Linked DNA regions of Homo sapiens: regions 1 and 2 are each linked to region 3. Evidence: read pairs that join two places in POLR2A ChIA-PET (ENCODE). Cell type or tissue: Panc1. All regions are shown on one strand.

Region 1 (8,000 bases), 570 kb before region 3:
ATCTTTCTCCCCGTGTGAGAGGTTTCCTGCCCTTGAACATCGGACTCCAAGTTCTTCAGCTTTCGAACTCTCAGATTTACACCAGTGATTTTCCAGGGGCTCTCAGACCTTTGGCCACAGACTGAAGGCTGCACTGTCGGCTTCCCTACTTTTGAGGTTTTGGGACTTGGACTGACCTCCTTGCTCCTCAGCTTGCAGATGGCTTATTGTGGGACTTCACTTTCTGACTGTGTGATCCAATACTCTTAATAAACTCCCCTTCATATACACATCTGTCTTGTTAGTTTTGTCCCTCTAGAGAACCCTGACTAATACAGGTAGAGTGACTCAACTATGTTTGAGGTCCAACTGCTTTAGAAAACAGCACAGAAAATTTTAAACACAAACAGCTTAAATATATACATGTAAAGCATCTTAGAATCTTACAGATGCTGTGACTCATTCAAGTCTTTCAAGACCAGATTTTGATGTATGTTCTAGGGGGTCCAGGAAGCCATGGGGACGACAAGCCACATCTTCCAGCAGCATCAACCAGCTTTAACATATCCTTTATGTGTTGGGATAGAATTTAGATAGCCCATGGAGTAGAATGCACATATTCACACATTTTAAAACTAAAATAGGCTGGGTGTGGTGGCTCACACCTGAAACCACAGCACTTTGGGAGGCAGCAGCAGGAGCATCACATGAGGTAAGGAATTCAAGATTAGACTAGGCAACCGAGCAAGACCCTGTATCTACAAAAAAAATAAAATGATTAGCTGGGTATGGTAGTGTACACCTGTGGTCCCAGCTACTTAGGAGGCTGATGTGGGAGGATCGCTTGAACCTAGAAGGTTGAGGCTGCAGTCAGCTCTTACTACGCCACCGCCCTCCAGCCTGGCTGACAGAGACCGACATCTCAAAAAATATAAAATTAAATATAAAATAAAATTTAGAAATATATAAGGAAAAGGTCATGGGATAGTAGGTGGTTTCAGGCTGCATGGCCGGATACCCCAGGGCATGTGTCCACCCTCCTTACCATGAGTGGAACATCATGGAAGAGTTTGGAAAAGCTGCATTTACCTTCCCATTTTTTTCCCAATGAGGACACTTGTGGCCACACAGGCTAAAAGGCCTGGCCCAAAAGGACCCAATGAGACTCTTCCACTGTGGCCTCTGAGGCCCACACAGAGTCATGAACTTGTTATATTCTCTCTCTGACTTCACAATTACCTCCATAGCACCCTTAAAAGAGTTAAGTGCATTAATTCAAGAAATAATTTACGTCTAGTACCTCAGTCCTTGTGGATGAAGGGTTATTATCTAAACTCAAGGAGTTCACAATTAAAGAAATCAGTTACACACAGATATTAAAAGATAATTCAGAATCAACAAGGCCAAAGTGCCCAGCGAGACATCTAGACTGGAACAACTGGGAGGAGGAGTCCCAGCTGGAAGTCAGGGACGGCTTCACGCTAGACTTTTTGGGGTCAGTGGAGAGGAGAACAGGGGTTCGAAAGGGGAGAAAGGAAGGTGCTATTGGGCTGGCAGGGTGGGGAGGGCAGTGTGAGCTTGGTGGAAGGCTGGCGTGGGGACAGGTGGAGGCGAGATTGCAGTGGCAGGTAGGGCCAGATTGTGGAGAGTTTGCCGTTGAGGCCACAGCTGTGGGGAAGCTACCAGGGTTCTAAGAGCAAGGGCGTGATAATGACAGGTCTCAGCATCCAGACCCCATCACTAAGACCCTATGGACATCAAGAGGGGGCTCCAAGTGTCCTTAGAGAAAGAAGAGGCCAGCCCAGGGTGCCCCCTGTGTCCTCCTCCTGTGCCCACCCAAGCTAAGGAGAAGCCTGTGGTCAAATGAGCCTACCCTGGGTCCACCAGCCCAAAGCAGCATGGCAAACAGTTCCTGAATGTGGGTATCTTGGCCAAATCTAAGGCAATGGCCTGGGAGGCAGCTGACCTGCATTCATCATCTCTTTCTTACAAGTCAAGCGACCTTGGCAAGTTACTTAATATTTCTGAACTTCCATACTAACAATGTTAATAACATTAATACTTTCTGGCCAACCTCCTTCATAGACTGGGGTGAAGAGCAAATGCGATGTCTATGAAAGCTACCCACATACATTTGAGATTTTATGGCAGGATCCAATAAATACATTCACCTTAAGGCTGAACAGCTGATAATAGCTTAATAGGTGGGTTCTCTGTGCCATATTTGCATTTTAAGCTGGAGACAGAGAATGTCTTAACCAAATCAATAAATCCTTAACAGCAGAAGTTTAGATGCCACTGGCAGGTGTGTGAAAGACAAAAGGAACAAAAGCTGTCGGGGCAGGGGCACCTGTCAAACTGCAGGCCCCAAACGGACCTTGCTTCCAAGATAAAGATACTAAGGACAATGACATGACAAACACTTATTCAGTGTTTATGATACATACACAGAACACTGTGTCCTAAAAGCTTAGCACAGCTCGTTAAACCCTGTCACAACCCAACTGTTATCCTCGTTTTACAGATGAAGAAACTGAGGCATAGACAGGGTGTGTAACTCATCCAAGGTCACCCAGGCAGTAAATGACAGGTAGGATTTGAGCCCAGGGAGTCACCCGCATTTCAGGTTTCTATTTTTTTTTTTTTGAGACAGAGTCTCACTCTGTACCCCAGGCTGGAGTGCAGTGGCGCCATCTCAGATCACAGCAACCTTCGCCTCCCAGGTTCAAGCAATTCTCCTGCCTCAGCCTCTCGAGTAGCTGGAATTACAGGCACGTGCTACCATGCCCAGCTCATTTTTGTATTTTGTATTTTTAGATGGGGTTTCACCATGTTGGCCAGGCTGGTCTTGAACGCCTGTCCTCAAGTGATCCGCCTGCCTCTGCCTCCCAAAGTGCTGGGATTACAGGTGTGAACCACTGCGCCCGGCCCATTTCAGGTTTCTTGGTGCTCTCTGCTGTCCCGTCTGGGCCCCTGCTGCCACTTTCTGCACTGGCTCTCACGGCTCGAAGCAGCAAATGAAGCATCAGCTCCAGATTCATAATTAACTCACATTATGTGGTGACAGCCCAATTGTTCAGGTGCCCAGTGATATTTTTGACCTTTACTCAGATTCTGGGCCTCCCAGATCTGTACCTCCAGGGAGGTGCCCAGGGAAGGGGGAAATTTCCAGAGTCCTGGCTTTACGAGGCCCTTGAGAGTCACTGGTGTCCGCCCCAGATGCCAAATTCCCTGAATGAGCCTCATTATGGCAAATAATATTTCCTTCCGTTAGGACTGTCACATCATCAAAATTTCATCACCCCTCTGGGTCACTAATAGCTTCCTACATGGCATCAAACTTTAATTGCCTTTCTTCCCCTCATCCTCCCCACCCTCACACCTCATTCAATTTAGAAGGCATTTGTGTGGCTCAGTTACTGGCAAGCCAGTTCTGAATGCCCCAAATGACCTTAAGGGAACTCCTCAAATAGCTTTGGGGCATCCCAACCCCAGAGAGAGATGGAGACAAGGAGGAGAGCAGAAGACCTTCAATATTCTGCCAAGTTAAGGCCTAGTGAGGACACAGCCAGGGTGGAGGCAAGAGCCAGGAGGAGCAGGAGGAGGAGGAGGAAAAGGAAGAGGAGGAGGAGGAGTTCCAAGGCCTCTTTCCAAACTCTACACCCCTCCCTGGACCAGCCCGTCTTCAAACAGTACAATTGTCTGGGCATCTCCCTGGAGAATAGCTGTCTCTTCTTGGGAAGACAGTGACGTATGCCGTGGAAGCCAAAGGCAGCCTGGAGCAGTGGAAAGAGGACAGATGTTGGGACCAGAGAGGCCTGGGTTCACATCCTGACTCCTCAACTTCCCCGCTAGAAGGTCTTGGGTGGTTAATCTCTCAGCCTCACTTTATCCACATGTCAGAGTGATAGGGAGGACTGAGGCAGACGATGGTTGTAATGCACCTTGCCATGTCTGACAAGCAGAACTGTGCACCAAACGTGAGCTCGGGATGGAAGGGAAGACAAAAAGATTCTAAACTGGGGAAGAAGCAAAAGAAAATGGGGTGAGCCAAGTGCGGCAGCTCATGCCTGCAATCCCAGCACTTTGGGAGACCGAGGTGGGCGAGTCACTTGAGGTCAGGAGTTTGAGACCAGCCTGGCCAACATGGTGAAACCCTGTGCCTACTAAAAAATTGGTCAGGCGTGGCAGCACGTGCCTGTAATCCTAGCTACTCGGGAGGCTGGGGCAGGAGAATCACTTGAACTTGGGAGGTGAAGGTTGCAGTGAGCTGAGATCATGCCACTGCACTCCAGCCTGGGTGACAAAGCAAGACTCTGTCTCAAAAAAAAAAAAAAAAAAAAAAAAAAGAAAAGAAAAGAAAAGAAAAAGGTGAGAAGATGTGGAAGATATGGGTGAAATATACAGCAAAGATACCAGAGAAGAAAAGCCGTCTTAATGCAGTCTTAAGGCCATTTGGAGGGGCAAGCACAGAAGTACAAATATAGTTAAAGTCATTTATTAAACAAGTGCTTATGATATGTCAGGCTCCATTCTCACTGCTCTATGTGTATTATCTCATTTAAGCCTTGGAAGGTTTTTCTCCTTGTTTTACAGACAAAGAAACAGAGGTTGAGAATGTTAAGTGACTTAACCCAGAGTGCCACAGATAGCAGCTGACAGAGCTTGAACCCAGGTCAGCCCAATTCTGAGGCACTGATCCTATACATACCACTTCTTAACAGCTTAAGGGGGAATAAAATAAGCCTCCAAACAAGGAAGTAACAGCACAGACTGGGGTTCTGCTTTAGGAATGTGCAAGGTAAAAATGTCTTGTGTAAAGTCACCCTCTGTATGAAATGCAGAGACCACAATGTCTTCTCTGTGGTTATGAAGGAACACTAGGCATTGCCAGTGCATGAGATCCTGTTGTCTTTTTCCAGCACACGAAAGCCTGCACTTCCTAGCTCCCTTGCCATTAGGTGGGACCATGTGATCCACTCTAATGAATGGGCTACAATCAGAAGAAACACAGGCTAAATAATTATTATTATTGTTTTGAGACAGAGTTTTGCTCTGTCGCCCAGGCTGGAGTGCAGTAGCGTGTTCTCGGCTCACTGCAGCCTCTGCCTCCCAGGTTCAAGCAATTCTCCTGCCTCAGCCTCCTAAGTAGCTGGGATTACAGGCATGCGCCACCACACCTGGTTAATTTTTGTATTTTTAGTAGAGACAGGGTTTTGCCATGTTGGCCAAGCTGGTCTCAAACTCCTGACCTCAGCCTGCCTGCCTCGGCCTCCCAAAGTGCTGGGATTACAGGCATGAGCCACCGCGCCTGGAGGGGAATATAAGTGCTGAGGCAAGATCTTCCTCTCCCTTTTCCTCTGGAGCATTAATCAAGGACCTTGTGTATTTCAAATGGTACATCCATGTATGAATGGCATTACCCCCTAAACCTTCTACCCCTCCTCTCAATTTCCTTCACATCATAAAGTTGGAGTTCAGCTGATGGGGCTTCAGCAGAGACCCAGGGGCTGCCCAACCCAGATGCCAGGCCTGCTAAGAGGCAGATTCATCTGTCGGGCCAGAATCAGGAAGAGCTGGGAAAATGACCAGAAAATCTGAGCAGGGACTCCTGTCTCAATGGCAACACTACCCCATTCCATGGATGCATCTGCGGGAGCTGCTGGAGGGCGGGGCCCCCACTCTTGAGGTACCTGGCTGCTCAGTGCGCTGAGGGCTACATGGCATGGGGTGTGCTGGATGTACAGAGACGAGAGGCATTTCACAAGTCAATCAGCTCTGGAGATGGGGCGAGAGGCCTGGCAGGAAGCTGGAGAGCTGGGAGGGGCCAGATGACCGTGGGCTGTATGCCTCCAGTAAGCATTCATTCATTCATTCAGTCTTCATATTATGCTGACTCCTCCTACGTGCCAGGCACTGCCCTAGTGGCTAGAAATATACCAGTGAATGAAACAAAGCCCCTGCCCTCCAGAGACACCAATAATAAACAAACAAGTCAATATATGTCAGCTGGAGCTGAGTGCAATGGAGAAAATGATGGAGAGCGAGGGAGTGGGTGCTGGAAGATGCCACGTTATAGGGTGCTCCGAGATGGATAAGACATATTAGGAGGAAGTCCTGGAGGAAACAAGGGTGAACTTTGTAGACATCTGGGTGGTGTGGGCACCACTGATGGAAAGGCAGGAACTTCAAGTGCCAGGTTGGAGGCCTGGTAAATTCCAGGAACAACAGGCAGTCAGTGTGGGGACAGGAGTGAATGCAGGGGGAGTGAGGAGATGAGGTGGGAGGGGAGGTTCATGTCTGGGGAGTAGAGGGGCAGTGATCAGGACACCCTCCTGGACTGTAATGGACACATTATAAGAACTTAACATTTACAAAGGGCATTTTCAAAGTGATCTGGACAATCTCATTTGATTATCCAAGACAACTCTAAAAGGTAGATAACAGTCTTTTTTTTTTTTTTTTTTAATGAGACAGGGTCTCGCTCTGTTGTGTAGGCTGGAGTACAGTGGCACGATCTCAGCTCACTGCCACCTCCGCCTCCCAGGTTCAAGAGATTCTCCTGCCTCAGTCTCCCAAGTAGTTTGGACTATAGGCTCCCACTACCACGCCTGGCTAATTTTTTCATTTTTAATAGAGATGGGGTTTCCCCACGTTGGCCAGGCTGGTCTCGAACTCCTGACCTCAAGTGATCTGCCGGCCTCGGCCTCCCAAAGTGCTGGGATTACAGGCGTGAGCCACTGTGCCTGGCTGGTAGACACAACTATTTTTAACTTTACTCATTTTACAGATGAGAAAACTGGCTCAGCTCAGCATCGCCCAGTGATGGAGGCAGGATTCAAAGGGGCAGAAGCCACGCTGGGAGCCATTCACCACGTCTGCAGGAGAAGGGTCTCCCCAGGGCTCCCTGGGCTCAGCAAGAGGCTTTTTGGTCCAGGCACCAGGCCCAGGGAGTCTGAGGGGACAAGCCCTGCAGTCCCCTCTCTCCCTTCCCCCGGGGATGCTGAGCATCCCTGCTCAACGCTGCTCACTGGCTCTGCCTCCTGCCCAGCACATGGACAGCAGGGGTGGGACACCTAGGGGAGGGGGCACCCGGGGTGTCTCGGCAACCAGCTTGTTTTCCTTTCCATTACAGGCAGTGGGCTGCAGCCGCCAGTTGCTGCTGGCCCATTTGTTGCTATTGGCATCCCAAGGCCCCAAATTATGATGACTAATTCCCACCGCTTTAGGCAGCTCCAGGGCTGTCTGTGGCAACATGCTCCAGGGGGAGCGGGGTAGAAACCCCGCAGGGCGCACACTAACACCCGACATCAATTCCAACTCAGCCTCCTGCCTCCCAGAGGGGCTGGGAGTCCGTAGGGACAGGGAGAGGGTTCCAGCCAATCAGAGGACCCCTTCAACCACAGCCAGATCCTAGGAAAACCAGCTATAAGGGGACAATTTCTTCATCAGCATAAAACATAGCTAACAGCCAGCTGGTGTTGAGCAGTAGTGAGTCCTCCATCATCAAGGGTATGCAAGCAGAGACCAGATGGCCTTGTGGGCAGACGACGGTCCTAGATGACTTTTCGTGTGTCTTTCAAGTCAAATGCAATGATTCCCATTAGTCCTTAGGACAGAAGATAAGCCCATTCTCCCCTCCTTGTTAGCTTACAGCCCGACTGCGTCCTGTGGTACAAAGTCAAATGTGGACCAATATGCAGGTTAACACTTCATTTTAAAGTCAGCCATTCAGGCGCTGTTTAAACAGAGGATCGCTGTAAAGAATTTGGCCTCCTTCCCAGCCTCCTTTCCCTTGTAGAACAAGGTTCCTGGCCCCTATGCCGGCCTTCCAGTAGAGGACACGAGGAAGAGGCAGTCGATAAATATTTGCCGAACAAATGCATGAAGCGGGGGTGGGGTGTGTGTGTGGGGGGGTCGAGGGTGGGATTTCCGAGGCAGGTGTCAGGCTGCCAGCGGGATGTAGCCTCTGGGTGGGGGTCCTGACTCTGTTCCTCCCAGGCAGGGGCCATTTTCTGCAG
Region 2 (8,000 bases), 150 kb before region 3:
AAAATAGCTTTGATGTGACAGCGAAAGAAAAAAAAACAAGTAAAATGTTTGTCATTTTTTTTTTTTTTTGAGGCAGGGTCTCGCCCTGTCGCCCAGGCTGGAGTGCCATGGCATGATCACAGCTCACTGCTACCTTGAAGTCCTGGGGCTCAAATGACCCTCCCACCTCAGCCTCAAGAGCAGCTGGGACCACAGGCACGCGCCACCACACCTGGATAATTTTTGTTTTTTTTGGAAGAGACATAGTGAAGGGTCTCACTATGTTGGCCAGGCTGGTCTTGAACTCCTGGACTCAAGCAATCCTCCCACCTCTGCCTCCCAAAGTGCTGGGATTACAGGCCTGAGGCACCACGCCCAGCCTGAGTTGTTGTTTTCGAGCTTGTAAAACTAGCTGAGCTCTGACACCAACCCTTGGGGTACCCATGGTGTTCCATGTTGAATTCCACTTGTTGGGGCAAAGATTTGGTTTTTAGGAGATGGAAGGAGGGAGGTCCCCTTGTCAGCCCTCCTTGTCCTCCTCCTCCTCCATCTTCACTTGTGTCTAGGCCCACTCGGTGGGGCCACATCCCTGCAGGGGCCACCTCAAAGCTTCCTGGGCATATTCTACTGCTGGTCACGTTCTAGAAGTAGTAAGCACCACCCCGCTTTATCTCTTCTTCCCTGCTCCCCTCCCGTCTTTCTTTCCATACATTCAACGATGTGTGTGGACAGCCTGCTCTCCGGCTTGCCGGGTGTGCAAGCTCAGCCCAGCACTGGCCAGCCCTGCCCTCCAGAAAGGCATCATTTAATCAGAAAGCCAGTAACACGGACAGTGGGCTTCATTTCCATGCACCAGGCACTGCTGTCATTCACCCTCACCTGTGAGGCAGGTAGGATTCTCATCTGCATTTCACAGATGGGTAAACAGGCCTGGAGAAGCTCAGTGCTGATGCTGCAGACCCCTGAGCGACAGGAACCCGGGCTGGGACCTGCCTGGTTCCCCGCAGTCCTTGCATAATCCTGATCTCCCTTCCCCAGGGCACCGGAGAGAGAGAGAAGCAGTGATCTATCAGAAGTCCTTCCGAGACTTGCGCATTGCGTTCCAGTGCCGGGCCAGGGAACCCTGCAAACTCTGATAACCACCTCTCCATGGCTGTCGAGGGGTGCCAGCATGACCCCACTTACAGGGATTCCAAGCGCCCTCTGTTGTTCCTGGTGGAGAGATCCCGGGAGCCCTGGTGAGGGACAGGCTAGGGTGTTGCAGTATGGTTTTGTATCCTCGTTTGGAGAGTCTTTAGCGATCACTGAGGCCCCAGGCTCAGCCGTGCAGACTCCAAGCCAGTGGTCCTCAGCCCAAAGCATGAGAATGTTCTGGGAACCTTTTAACAGTAGCAATGCTGGGACCCCAGCCCTGCCAGGTTGAAGAACCACCAGTCTGTCCCACCCCTGCCTGTTACAGATAAGGAAATAAGAGGCTTGCAGAGGAGCGGCAACCAGCCCGGGAGCAAACAGCTGCTCCGAGCTAAAGCAGATCAAGAACCCGAGGCCTCCGAAAAGCAGCTTCCCATCCTCCTGCCTTCCCTCTCTCGCTCCCACCTGCCACTCCAAGGTAGCAGAGCTGCAGCAGCTTGACCTGGAGACCGTCCGCCCTGATTGACACCAGTCACAACCCTGGCTGCTCCGAGAGCCTCTGAGGCCCAGCCCCATGACAGCCCGCACCTCTGATTGTTGCTGCCTTTCCATCTCCAGAGCCAGAAGAGGCCACCATCTCAAAACGGTGGTGGAACTCCAGGAGCCCATCATCTTGCTCTCCCCTCGGGCCTCACTGGGAATGACGGGCTCATTCCAGAGCAGCTCACACATGCTGTTCTTCATCTTTATTGAATTTGGCTTTGCGGTTCTTGCTGCTTTGAGGGGAGGGATGGCTATGACAGCAGCTTGGAAGTGCTGGGCTGAAATCATTTTCCACCCCCCGGCCCACCCGTTCTATTAGAAAAACATGAAATCTCTTCCTTCCCTTTATTTATTTTATGTGTTTCCTTCTTGCTAAGACAGAGAGCAAAGTGATGTTGAACGAAGGCTGTTAGCGTCCCAGCCACACACGTAATGAATGCTTATGAGGTTAGTTTGCTGAAGTACATGTCCAGCTGCTAAGAAAGATCCAACGTAGCCATTTGTGTGACCCTGGCTTCCAGACCTGGCTGCCTTTACCTACTCCTTTTTGACTCGAAAAATTAGTAAGATACGTAACAGCCTGGAAGTTCTTCAAGGTGTCTAACTTCAGTCTCTCCTACTGCAGTTCAGTCTTTTTGAGTCAAACCAACACACATTCTCCCTGCAAAGGCTGATGATGCGCAAGAATATTACCAGCCATCTCTCTTCCAGCAATAATTAGTCACAAGCAGCCCCCTACTTGGTTTGGGACACTGATTTCAAGGCCTGCCATCTGGGAAATGCTGAGACAGCATCTGGGGTGCCCAGCAGCTCAAAGCACTCTGTAAACATGTTGACACTTTCTCCTTGTCTACGAAACTTTCCTCAAGAACAGCCCAAGGACATGCATGGACACAGTTGGAACAATCAGATCCCACAACCTCCATACAGACTCTCCCGTGGCTCTCAAACGCTGGGGTACATCAGAATCACCACTGACTCAGTGGCTGTTACGAACTGAATGTGTGTGTCCCCCCCCCAGATTCATATGTTGCATCCTGGCCCCCAGTGTGCTGGTATTTGGAGGTGGAGTTTTTGGGGGGATAATGAGTTAAAGTCATGAAAGCCAGGCCCTCATAACGAGATCAGTGCTCTCATAAGATAAACCAGAGAACCTGCTCTCCCTCTTTCTCTCTCTCCCTGTCTCCCTTTGTTTCCCTCTTTCTCCCTTTCCCTCTTTTTCCCTCTTTCTCTGTCTCACTCTCTCCCTCTTTCTCCCTCTCCCTCTTTCTCTCCTTTTCTCTCACTCTCCCTCTTTCTCTCTCCCTCCCCTTTCTCTCTCTCCTTCTGTCTCCGTCTTTCTCCCTTTCCCTTTCTCCCTCTCTCTCCCTTTCTCTCTCTCCCTCTTTCTCTCTCTCTCTCTCCCTCTTTCTTTTTTTTTTGGATGGGAAGGAGTCTCATTCTGTCACCCAGGCTGGAGTGCAGTGGCACGATCTCGGCTCACTGCAGCCTTGGCCTCCCGGGTTCAAGTGATTCTCCTGCTTCAGCCTCCTGAGAAGCTGGGATTACAGGCATGCACCACCATGCCCGGCTAATGTTTGTGTTTTTATATATGTGTATACATATATATTCTTTTTTGTAGAGATGGGGTTTCACTATGTTGCCCAGGCTGGTCTCGAACTCCTGAGCTCAGGCAATCTGTCCTCCTCAGCCTCCCAAAGTGCTGGGATTACAGCCATGAGCCACCACGCCCGGCCTCTCCCCCTCTCTTTCTCTTCCTCTCTCTCTGTCCCTCTCTCTCTCTCCTTATTTCTCTCTCCCCTTCTTTTTCCCCTTCTCTCTCTCTCTCCCTCCCCATCCCACCCCACCCCACCATGTGAGGACATATTGAGAAGGCAGCCCTCTACAACCTTGGAAGAGAGCATCCCCAACCCCCGACCATGCTGGCTCCCTGATCTCAGGCTTTCAGCCTCCAGAACAATGAGAAAATCAATGCCTGTTGTTTAAGCCCCAGTCTGTGGTCTGTAGTTACAGCAGCCCTAGCTGGCTGAGACAGCAGGTCTGGGGTGAGCCTGGGGATCTGTGGTTGCTGGCAAGACCCCAGGAGACACTGATGCTGATGCGATTGGCCCATGGACTGACCACACTGCGAAACACGGATCCAGACTCCCCAAATAGGGACCCTCGTCTTGAGTTGGCTGCTGTGTGCCTGAGACATTAGGCCAAGGGGAGGAGCCTTCCAAGTGGAATCTGAAGAGCTCGCAGACTTTGGAGTGTGACAGACCTGGGCCGAATGCTGCCCTGTGACTTCCCAGCAGTCACTTACCATGCTGCCTTTCCCATCTGTTAAAGGGGCATGAAGACACCTCCCTCCAAGGCTGGCACCGGATGGGATATTGCATGGGCACAGTGCCTCGTGCAGTGACGACACTGTTTCAGGGTAGGTTTGCTTGTCTGTTGTTTTGGGGCTGAGAGGAGGGAGACGGGAGAAGGTGGTCTTCAGGAGCTTGGGGCCATATTGCCTAGGTGCTTCCATCACCCGCTTCCTGATCCTGGAAGCCCTACAGTCCCCACACGTCATCCCTTACATCAGTTCTTCAGTGGAACCATCCAGAGGCACAGGCACCTGCCCCTTCTGCAGAGTCTCCCCTGACCACCCAGCAACTGGGAGACAGGCACAAAGCATGGGGAAGGGGGTGTGAACTGCAACTGGGCAAAACCCAGGAGAGAGACCCTGTTCATCAAGGGGTTCACCTGCCTCCAGCCCCCATACAGAGGGGAAAAGCAAAGAAAGGCATCCTCGGACAGCTGGGCATTCAGAAAGACTGGCCAAGATATCTGTCCTGTGGGTAAGAGGAGAAGGAGGTGCAAAGATCTCTAGTATGCCTCCTGGAGGGTGAGCTCAGTGCAGACCGCAGGACAGCCTGGGCTCTATGAAGACAGGGCCTTGGACCAAGGCTTTGGTACATGTGGTGTATTGGTTACCTGTTGCTATGGAATATGGCTTGGATGTTTTGTCCCCTCCAAGTTTCATCTTAAAATGTAATCCCCATGTTGGAAGCTGGGCCTTGTGGGGGTATTTAGGTCATGGGAGTGGGTCCCTCATGAATGCCTTGGTGCCCTCCCTATGGCAATGCGTGAGTTCTTGCTCTGCTGATTCACTGGAGAGCTGGCTGTTTAAAAGAACCTGGCTCCCTCTCCTCTCTCTTGTTCCTGTTCTTGCCATGTAACATGCTGGCTCCCTGTCACCTTCCGCTGTGATTGTAAGCTTCTTGAGGCCACACCAGAAGCCAAGCAGATATTGGCACCATGCTTCTCATATTGCCTGCAGAACCATAAGCCAATTAAACCTCTTTTCTTAATAAACTACTCAGCCTCGGGTATTCCTTTGTAGCAACACAAATGGCCTAATACACTGTTTGACAAGTTACCACACAGTTAATGGCTTAAAACAACACATCATTTTGATCTCACAGTTTTTGTGGGCCAGCAGCCAAGGCATGGCTCATCTCGGTCCTCTGTCTCAGGGTCTCTCACAAAGCTGCAGTCAAAGTATCAGCTGGGGCTGGGGTCTCATCTGAAGGTTCAAGTAGGGAAGGACCCACATCCAAGCTCACATGATTATTGGCAGGATTCAGCTGCTTGAGGGTTGTTAGAATAAAGGTCCCAGCTCCTGGCCATGTGGGCATCTTCAGTATGGCAGCCTGAGTCATCAAAGCCTGCCAGCCAAGAAGGCAATAGAAAGACTCTGTAACATGACAGAAGTTATTCTCTCTTGTAACTTAATCACAGAAGGGACATCCCATTACTTTTTCCATATTCTATTGGTTAAAGGCAAGTAGCTGAGCCCATACCCAAGGGGAGAGAATTGCACAATGAATTTCAGGAGAAAGGGGTGATTGGGCATCATTGTAGAGTCTCCCTGGCACAAGTTTATTTACAGGTGTGTCCTCAGGGAGCAGCAGGGAAGGAGAAAAAGACAACTCAAAGACGTGCTGTTTGGAATTGGCCGTGGCTACAGGCACCCAGTGCTCAATCCTGTAAAACTAGGGGAACTTTTTTTTGCCCAGGGAACAAAAGGGGAAAGAATTTAACCATCAATCAGCTACTGACCCCTGAGGTCAAGGGTGGCTCCACTGCTATTAACTTCCCCATGCTTCCAGGCTGCATGTGCAGGGTTCTAGAGCAGGCTCCTAGGACAGCCCACACCATGCTGTCAGAAAGGAACAGGATACAAGGGGAGTCCGGGATGGGACAGGTGCTGAGAAAGGCAATCGGAGCTCGCATAGAACTGGTTGCTGCCTCAGTAGCTGAAGAAAGAGGTCCCCAGAGAACTGAAGCCATGTATGAGACATGTCTGATACAAACCCGTCCCCAGGTGTGTGTGTTTACACAGGCCTCCACCTGGGAGACAGAAGGCACTGCCTCCCTGTGAGCTTGGGGAAAGCTAACACAATGGGGCCACATCCAAATTTAACATTTTCTTCCACCGAAATGTAGCTCTTTGGCTGACCTTTTTCTGTTGATGGCACCATCATCTTCCTCTCCCAGCTTCACCTCAAAGTCGATCACCTCCGTGGATTCTTTGTTCTCCTTTGCAATCCATGCCTTATGGGGTAGGACTGACCAGTCATGTAACTTGAGGACTCAGTGCAAAGTGAAAATAAGGGGCCTCTTCCAAGCATGTGGACCAGTGCGACTGCACAGGTTGCACTTCCCTGAAGCCAGCCCTGCCTGCAGGATCTATAACTTCAGGAGATTCTCCAGTCACATCCTTAGGCTCTTAGCATTCTCTGCTGTGCCTTTCCTCTTGGCACCCCCACCAACTTATGACTAAAGAGTTTTCTACGCTTCTGTGGCCCTGAAAGAATGAACTTCATCCAGGACCCTGAAGGTGACCCTGTTAGTCCTGCTGCAAACTCCATTTGCCATAATGATCTGCCCGAAACGCCACCCTAACTCCTCCCTGCACAGGAGAAGAGTGAGTGAGTGAGTCTGTGGAGATGGGGTATGTAGTGTGCAACCTGCATAGCTGTGCTTAGCAACCTGGAGTCAAAGGGGGACTTGCCAAGAACTAAAAATGGGGATAAGGGGGTCTTGCCACCTTATGTGCCCAGTACTAGTCATAAGAACTGACTCTCATATATCACTTACTATGTTCCAAGTGATGTTTAAGCTCTTTGTACATATTAATTCACTGATTTCATTCTCACAGTCATCTTATGAGACAGTTACTCTTTTTATTCCCATTTTACCGAAGAAGCACTGAGGCAGAGAAATGTAAAAACAAAACAACAACAACAAAACACTTTCCCAAGGCCATGAGACCAGTACCAGAGCTGAGAATTGAGCCCAGGCAGTCCAGCTCTCAAGTCCATTTCCCTAACCACTAACCACACTGAAAGTGAGAGCCTTAGCTATTGGAGAGATCAGGCGTGTGTAGAGAACCTTCAGAAGCCTGACTACCTGATGATGTTATGCACTGTTTGTGGCTTGGAGAGAAAGGTGTGCATCTCATTTGATTTTTTCCTTTACTTTTTGTTGAAATTACTTTGGGAAAGTCTAGCCTATATCAAGAAAGAGACAAATGGGCAAAGGGAGGGAGATGGATGGATGGATGGATGGATGGATGGATGGATGGATGGATGCAGAGATATAGAGAGATATAGATTGTGCAAAATCCAGGTTATAAAGAAAGGGAAGGGGGCTGGGAAAGGGTGGACCCCTAAGCCAGGCTTAACAGCAGCTGTAGAGAACAAAATAAAAGTAAAATTAACCAACCTCCCAAATCAGTCAAAATCCTACCTGATTTCTAAGGCTCAACAGAATTATGTTCCCAGGAAGCCCCTGTGAATCCGATGTGAGATCTGTCTAAGAAGAAGTGGGAGGCTGTGGTGATTGCACTGTTTGTCTCTTTCTAGAAGAAAGGACTGTACACCAGGGCCTGATACCCTCCTGAGAGGTTGTCCTGACCAACAGGGCAGCTGCATTGCTGGGGAGGCAGCAAGCTGGTAAGGTCTCACTTCCCAGAGCAGCAGCTGGTGGGTTGCCATGGGTTCAGGAGTCCTTGCTGACATAGAGTGGTTGCCTTGGGGACGTTGAAAGAGGCAGCCTTCCTGGCCAGCCCTGGTGAGCAAAGGAAAAACATCGGGGTGGGGATAGTAAGAGGAGGATCACAGGCCTTGTGGAGCAGCCCACAAAATCCCTCACACTAGTACTTTATTGCCTATAAGAGATGTGCTGTCTACACAAACTCCCACTAGCTAAGTAGCAGGGAGAAAGCAGTGGGGGTGAGGAGGAAAGTACTTGATTGCAACCCCATGCATTAATCTCCATCCAATTCAGTCACTTGGGTTTGAGTCTCTTGG
Region 3 (8,000 bases):
GGCTCTGTCTCAAAAAAATAAATAAATAAAGCACCAACTCACCCCGCCACCCGACTCCCCATCCTTTCCCAGGTAAATGAGTTCAGTGCCAGGGACCAGAGTCCCGGCCTGCTGACAACCTTTAAGGTTTAATAAACAACTCCCTTCCGAGATGGTTTAAAGGCCAGCCCTGCCGGCAGCCAAAGGCAGGGGCCTCTTGGAGATTAAATGAGATGGTGGATATGAAAGCACTCCACCAGGTATGAAATCGCATACAAATATTCCCGATAATTTATGGACATTTCTCTCCGCCTGAGCTCCCAGGAGTCGCGCGGAAGGGGCTATTCCGTTTCCAGCCGCGGCCTCAGCGCCCCCGTGCGGCCGCCAGTGGACACAGCACCCAGGGCGGGCCTTGCCTGAGAGGTGCGGGTTGGAGCTTTGCGAATCACCCCATAGAAGCTTCGCTGCAACCCTGCGAGGCGGGAGAGAGGCGACAGCACACACACTCCCACCCCCAAAACATACACACACGTGCACGCACACACACACAGAAACCAGGAAACTAAGGCTCGGAAGATCACCGCTGGGCAGTGAAGGAGGTGCTATGGACCCCAGGGATGGGCCCTTGGGTGACGATGACCACAGCGGGCATAAGTGAGGCTGGAAGGGGAACTCCTGAAGGCCCTGAACTCCAGCCCAACTCCCCCTCCAGCCTCTTCTCCCCGACCCCCTGCCCCAGACCCTCCTTACCTCTGCCACACTGAACTTCCCACTCATTCTCAGAAACACCCCGCATTCTCCTGACCCTGGGCTGACGTCAGCTCCCTCCCTCCTTCTGTCTGGAAGTCCTTCTCCGGGCAAGCTGCTGCGCACCCCTCTCGGAGGCAGCAGACTGTGTCCCCTCCTCCACGAAGCCTTCCAGGACTCCCTCAGGAGGAATTAGACCCCTAGCCTCTGGGCATCCTCCACAGCTTATTATGGGATCCCAACAGTCATGAGTGTTTGGAGCAGGAACCGCATTCTGCTTATTCCCAAGCCCAGCCCGATGTTCACCAAGTGAACGGAATGGATTGAATGGGGGAAAATCCTGGAGGTTGGGAAGTCTTCCCAGCCATGTGCCGTGCCAGCCCTCTGCCCACCTGCGAGCTGGGGCATTGGGGTTTTTTTGACCCATCCTGGTCCTCTTTCCAATGTGTCCCTGAAAACTGAAGAGAGAACTCTAAACCATTTGGCCTTCAGAGGTGGCCAGAGTGGGGCTGCTGGAGGGAGGAGGGGAGGCCCGGTGACTTCTGAGGCCCTCTCTGCCCAGAGCCAGCAGAGTGAGGGAAGGGAAGGAAGGAAAAGGGTTGGATTGTGTCCTGTAGCTCCGGACATGCCCTCTGAGCCTCTCCTGCCTCCAGCCATGCTGCAACACACTGCTTGAGACCCTCCCTACCGCCTCTTGACAACAGCAATAGCCCTCACCATCCCACAGCTGCCAGCACTGGACATTCCAGCCTACCAATGGCCAGAGCGACCATAACAGGCAGCCTGGGCCATCCTGCCCTCGAGTCCGGGGCTTTCCTCTCCTGCAGGATCCACCCTAGGCCCTGGAGAGTTTTGTTTCATGTGTATATGGGAGTCATCAGGGAGGCTCATGTCCAGGTCAGCATCTGCTCAAGGTCTCAGGCTGTGGCACTCAGGGCCTAGGCTCTGCCCCCCTTGGTCTCTGACAGTCCCCGGCCACTCCAGGACATTTGGGGCTCATCTTCCCATGGAGCAGGGAAGCGTGCCCTCTGGGCACCTTGCCTCACTTTTAGTAGCTGCAGCTTATTTTGCTATTTGTCCCCCTTGGGGAGCTGGAGGTCTTTGGTACTTGAACAAATTTGCCATTGTGTTTTGCTACTACACGTCTATGGTCCCTTAAATTATACAACTCAAGAGGGTGAACATCTGTCTCCCTGGGATCGCTGCCAAAAGGGAGGTGCAGCTCCTCCTTCTATCCCCGTCCTTGTCCTGTCGGGCCGGCAGTGAGGCAAGAAGCACCAGTCATTCATTCAACAAATAGTTTTTGGACCTACTACATGCCAGGCACTGCTTCAGGCACGTCAGTGTCTCCTTCTGGCTCTCCCTGAATTCCTCCCTCCATCCACCACCCCTTTATATGGTGAGTGATCTCAGATGCCGCATCCAGCCGGATCATCCTGCAATGTTAGCATTGAGCACTTACTGTACAGATGGGTACTGCACTTCGAGAGTTATCGACAGAATGCTGAGCCCTGTCCTTGCCTTCAAGGAAAAGTGGTAAGGTGGGGCGTAGTGGCTCACACCTGTTATCCTAGCACTTTGGGGGGCCGAGGCAGGAGGATCCCTTGAGCCCAGGAGTTCGAAACCAGCTTGGGCAACCTAGGGAGACCATGTCTCTAAAAAAGTTTTAAAAAATTAAAAATAAAAAGAGTGGTGCGCATGTATGAAAAGTTAAACACCTCCACGCAGCCTACGGAGAAGTGATTGCAAGGAACCACTGTATGAGCGGCAAGCAACATAAGTCAAGGGTGAAGGGTCCTGCCTGAAAAAGGGGAGGCGGGAGCTGAGCTCGGAAGGACCAGTGGCACTTGGCATCAGAGTGGACAGCAGAGCAAATACCTGGAGGGCAGAAAGTGCCCAAAAGTGCCCCTCGGCTTGGCTGAAAGGGTGGTTGCTTGTGGAGGAGCAGTGGGGTAGAAAAGACCAGAAAGGCATCGCCTGAGATGGGAAGGGCTGGCAAAGCCGGGCTCTGAGGTATGGGAAAATCCTTCTCAGGTCAGAGCTGAAGCACTCGTGCTTCTCAGATCGGATCCGACCTTCAGACATCTAAAATTAGGCTTCTGCCAATTAACTTTTCCCACTGCTAGAACCCCGACACATTTACAGTTGCAGAGACATCGTTCAGCTTCTTTAAAAGACTCTTCAGTGTTATTACAATATTTTTGTGATCTCTCTGCAGCAAGGTCTATTGGTTCCTGTATCTCCAGCACCCCCAGGAAGGTGCTCAGCCTGAGCTTGTTAATGGAAGGGCAGGAGGGAGGAAGAAAGGAAGGTTAAGTTAAATAAGTTCTAAGTAAAGCTCATGGCAAAGTGTTCTTTCCCTTCAGGAGGGCCGCTCTGTAATAATAAGCACGAAGCAATTACATTCTGCCGTGTGGTTATTAAATTTTGGGGAAACAAATATAATAAAATGTAGACATTTGTAGGGAGGTTGGAGATAAAATAAAAATGGAGGATAAAAATAAAATCGATAACCGCAGGTTGCTCAGAGTCTAACCTAAAGGATGTTAGGGGGAGAAAGGAACGCTGCCCTCCCCAGGCTTCCCAAGCCTCCCCAGGAAGTGGCCGGAGCCTGGGCTGGGGAATCTGCCCAGCAGGGGTTCAACTCCTGAGTCCACCTCTCCCCTCTGGGGCCGCGGTGAGACCCCGCAAGAGCAGGAGCACTCCCACTCACCATCAGCCCTAGGGGTGAGACACTTAGCCAGGGGCAGCGCTGCGACAGCTTTTGGAAGTATTATTATTATTATCATTATTGCTAGAGATGGGGGGGGGGAGGTCTTACTAGGTTGCCCAGGCTGCTCTCGAACTCCTGGCCTCAAGCGATCCGCCTGCCTCGGCCTCCCCCAGTGCTGGGGTTATAAGCGTGAGCCACCGCGCCCGGCCTTAACTTGCTTTCATTGTACACCAATTCCTAAGGGAATTGGAAGCAGCAAGCAGGAACGCTCCCTCTTATGGAAAGAAGAGCCCAGGGCCCTGGTCATGACAGGTTCAGGTGCCAAAAAGGAGACGGGAAGAAAACGTGAGGCGCCAGAACAACAGGTTCTACAAGGTGCACACGAGGGTCCCTGCCATTGAATGAAGAATTTTCTGTGTGGATGCCCCTGCGCAGGTCCAATGAAAGCCGTGGAGAATAAGCGTTAGCTCTTCAAACTGAATCTGAGCTAAAACCTAGCAAAGCCAGGCTGGGGTCTGAGGGGTTGCGGGGGAAGACAGGAAGGGGTGGACGGGGAAGAGGCGGGGGTCCTAGGAGGAAGGGATGGGGAGGAGCGAGAGGAGGGAGGCGGAGGGAGGGCGGCAGCCAGGATGGTCCATTCCATTCTTGGAGCTGCACTGTTGACTTCGACCACAAGGGGGCAGGGCTGCTGAAATTGGAAGTGCGAACGCCTACATGAGTCTTGATCCTCGGCAGGCACCGTACCCAGTTTCCTCCGTTGGGAGGGTTTAACTGCCCGGAAACGGAAGTCTCGTTCTTTTTCGTCCTTTTCCCCGGTTGCTGCTTGCTGTGAGTGTCTCTAGGGTGATACGTGGGTGAGAAAGGTAATCTGGGGCAATCCACTGCCAGGTGAAATCTGGGGACCCCAGGTCCGCGTGGAGGGTGTCGGGGAGGAGAAGGGGAGTGCGATGGGGCCGATATTTCGGGGGAGAGCGGGAAAACGGGGTTCGCTGCCAGCCCCCGCGCCGTGTTAACGCCGAGGACTGTTTCCCGCAGGTCCTGGTCCGCGCCAGAGCCCAGCGCGCCTCGTCGCCATGGTGAGTACAGTCCCTGCCTGGCGCCTTCCCGGGGTGGGCTCGTGGGGCCCCGGGGCGAGGGCGAGAGAGCCTCCCAAGGATCTCCTGAGGCCGGGAGAAGCTGGTGGACTGGGCCATCGCCGGGAGACGTGTCTCTTTCCTCTCTGTTCACCCGCTTCCTTTGTGTTGCAGCCTCGGAAAATTGAGGAAATCAAGGACTTCCTGCTCACAGCCCGACGAAAGGATGCCAAATGTAAGTGGTTGCTCCGAAGGTTCAAGAAGAGCGGTGCCTAGCCTGGCACCGCTCCGGGAGCGTCTTCCCCGGAATGTCAGGCAGGAGACGGTTAGGCCGTCTGGGTGTGTGCCTGGCCCTCTGGGAGCAGTGGTTTCATCCTGTTTCCCATGAGAAAGACCTGTGGGGGGCACGTTGAGGCCCTGGAATTTCTAGGACCATCTTTAGCTAATCGCGATCATCTCAGAGGCCGCCCTGAGTTCAGTTTTCTTTCGTATAATATAGTAAATTGTCGGAACGGAATCTCCACTCCGCGAAAGCCTCAAAACACACGTCCCATAAACACTGTTTAGGTTCTCTGCAGTTGTGCAAAATCTTAACACAAAATCCATTTTGTAATAAAGTGCTGGATATTTGCATGTAATGTATCGAGCACGGCACACTGTGTAGTATGGTCGTTTACCTCGTGATCCTGTGGTCGCTGGCCAGTGTCAGAAGGTATCATACCTATCTAATCCAGAAAAATATTTAAAAAAATTTTTTTTTTTCTTTGAGACAGTCTGGCTCTGTCGCCCAGGCTGGATTGCAGTGGTGCGATCTTGGCTCACTGCAATTACCGCCTCCCAGGTTCAAGCGATCCCCCTGCCTCAAAGTAGCTGGGCGCGCCACCATGCCTAGCTGATTTTTGTGTTTTTGGTAGAGACAGAGTTTCACCATGTTGGCCAGGCTGGTCTCGAACTCCTAACCTCAGATGATCCACCTGCCTCCGCCTCCCAGAGTGCTGGGATTACAGGTGTGAGCCACTGTGCCCCGCCAAGATCAAAATTTGAAGCAGGGCTTCTACTGAATGTATATCGCATTACCACCATTGTAAAGTCACAGAGTTTAAGTTGGACTGTCATAGGTCTGTTTCCCAGCTTGTACATACAGGGGAAAGAAGGTGATTAATGAAAAACCTTAAACAGCAGGTTTTCGATGGATAGGTGCCAATCTCTGCTGCCCACTTACTTAAATTTTTACACCAAGTGTGAGAGGTAGTTGTGTTACTCCTTTGTGATACTTGAAGGAGATTGGGGGGGCTTGTGTTTGATACAAGCTAGGTCTTGAGTTATGTTGTTACTTTAACCCAGTCATCTTTTTTCAGCTGACTGAGAATCAGGTCACATGTGGAAGTGAGGTTGCATGGGACAGGCCTGTTAAGGTGGGCTAAGACACCAGCCGTCTCTAATGCTCTGCCAGCCGTGGTGCCAGACGGTGGTTGGTGTACAGGGAGAGTCTTTCAATGAGTTGGGGGTAGGCAGAGATGGGGGTCATATTTGTGTCCCCATTACCCAAAACAGGCTGTCACCTTTGAGGTAGTGACCACCTGTGGGGACAAATAGCATCTGGTGGGAATGATGACTGTTGGCTAGTGTTTTGTGTAAAGAGATGAGGTTATCAGGTCAGTTTTATTTCAGACCATATGGGGTCACTGCCTAGTTTGAAGCCCAACTCTACCTGCAGGTAACTTACCCTTCTCAGCAAGTTAAACACGACACCACCGTTTGATTGTGTTTTAAAAGGGTGGTGGTCCGGGCGTGGTGGCTCATGCCTATAATTCCAGCACTTTGGGAGGCCAAAGCGGACAGATCGCTTGAACCAGGAGTTCAAGACCAACCTGGGCGACATGGCAAAACCCCATTTCTACTAAAAATAAAAAAATTAGCCAGGCATGGTGGCACACGCCTGCAGTCCCAGCTACTCAGGAGGCTGAGGCAGGAGAATCAGTTGAACCAAGGAGACGGAGGTTGCAGTGAGCTGAGATTGTCTCACTGCACTCCAGCCTGGGTGACAGAGCGAGACTGTCTCACAAAAAAAATTGGGAACCTTCATTTTAGATGATGTGGCTTTAAAGGTAGTGGTCACAGTCCCCTGGGGACAGTAAAGTGTCAGTAGCTGTTTGTTGAAAAAACTTTTTAAAATGGTTGTATTAATTTTTAACGTGTAATAGGCATAGCGTAAAAGTTACCATTTACACTGGGTATGGTGGTTCCCATCTGTAATCCCAGCACTTTGGGAGACTGAGGCAGATGGATGAGACTAGCCTGGGCATCATAGTGAGACCCTGTCTCTATAAAAGAAAAAAGTTAGCCGGGCGTGTGCTGGTGGTCCTAGCTACTCAGGAGGCTGAGGTAGGATTGCTTGAATCCAGGAAATTGAGGCTATAGTGAGCCACGATTATGCTACTGCACTCCGGGCTGGGCAACAAAGCATAATTGTACAGTTCAGTGGCATTCAGTAAATACACATTGTTGAGCAGCTGCCACCATCACCGCCCATCTCCAGAACTTTATCTTCCCAAACTGAAACTCCCTCTGTTAAACACCAGCTCCCCATTCTTCCCCAGCCCCTGGCAACCACCTTCCAATTTGTCCCTGAATGTGACTGCTCTGGATACCCCATACAAGTGGGTCTGCTATTGCATATTTGACCTTTTGTGACTGGCTTCTCTTCACATGTCCTCAAGCATGTGTCAGAATTGCCTTCTGTTTTTTCTTTCTTTTTTTTTTTTTTTTTTTTTTGACATGGAATGTCACTCTGTTGCCCAGACTGGAGAGCAGTGGCGGAATCTCAGCTCACTGCAAGCTCCGCCTCCCAGGTTCATGCCATTCTCCTGCCTCAGCCTCCCAAGTAGCTGGGACTACAGGCGCCTGTCACCATGCCGGGCTAATTTTTTTTTTTTTTTTAAAGTAGAGACGGGGTTTCACCGAGTGAGCCAGGATGGTCTCTATCTCCTGACCTCATGATCCACCTGCCTTGGCCTCCCAAAGTGCTGGGATTACAGGCGTGAGCCACTGTGCCCGGCCTGCAATTTGCTTTTTTTAAACAGGGTCTCACTCCTGCCCAGGCTGGAGTGCAGTGGTGTGATCATGGCTCACTACATCCTTGATCTCCTGGGCGCAAGTGATCCTCCCACCTTAGCCTCCAGAGTCTCTGGGACTACAGGCATGCGCCACCACACCTGGCTAATTTTTGGTGTTTTAGAGATGGATCTGTGTTGGCCAGGCTAGTCTCCAACTCCTGGCCTCAAGCAGTCCTCCCACCTTAGCCTCCCAAAGTGCTGAGATTACAGGCAGGAGCCACCACACCCAGACCGGAGTTTTCTTTTGAAGGCCGAGTTTTCCATTGTGTGGGTAGGCCACGGTTTGTTTATTCGTCTATTGATGGACATTGGGTTGCTTCTACATTTTCGCTAGTGTGAATAATGCTCTGAACATGTGTGTGCAAATATTCT

What was found. Peaks named below come from ENCODE experiments on the same cell type or tissue, not always from the same donor. Only the 100,000 strongest peaks of a DNase experiment are listed, where the experiment ranks them.
Region 1: POLR2A ChIA-PET joins it to region 3 with 19 read pairs; 2 of 35 experiments call an interaction of 5 or more read pairs at or near these places.
Region 2: POLR2A ChIA-PET joins it to region 3 with 10 read pairs; 4 of 35 experiments call an interaction of 5 or more read pairs at or near these places.

The regions. Positions count from the first base shown.
Region 1 is chr17:73,632,379-73,640,378 of GRCh38, forward strand. The region is part of intron 1 of SDK2 (sidekick cell adhesion molecule 2); the gene reads right to left. Among named protein-coding and RNA genes, the nearest start is that of SDK2, 8.1 kb to the right of the region's middle. In Panc1, no CTCF peak of the experiment used is centred here; no DNase peak of the experiment used is centred here; H3K27me3 peaks cover 786 bases.
Region 2 is chr17:74,052,005-74,060,004 of GRCh38, forward strand. No RefSeq gene overlaps it. Among named protein-coding and RNA genes, the nearest start is that of LINC02074, 57 kb to the right of the region's middle. In Panc1, no CTCF peak of the experiment used is centred here; no DNase peak of the experiment used is centred here; H3K27me3 peaks cover 2,309 bases.
Region 3 is chr17:74,199,444-74,207,443 of GRCh38, forward strand. RPL38 (ribosomal protein L38) reads left to right here and starts at 4,235. Exons shown (of 5, transcript NM_000999.4): 1 at 4,235-4,302; 2 at 4,475-4,515; 3 at 4,687-4,747. The coding sequence starts at 4,513. RefSeq lists a silencer at 467-516 and enhancers at 3,471-3,974, 4,983-5,487, 5,488-5,991. In Panc1, CTCF peaks have their summits at 357 (motif pointing left) and 4,115 (motif pointing right); a DNase peak (open chromatin) is centred at 4,178; H3K4me3 peaks cover 2,911 bases; H3K27ac peaks cover 1,672 bases; H3K27me3 peaks cover 515 bases.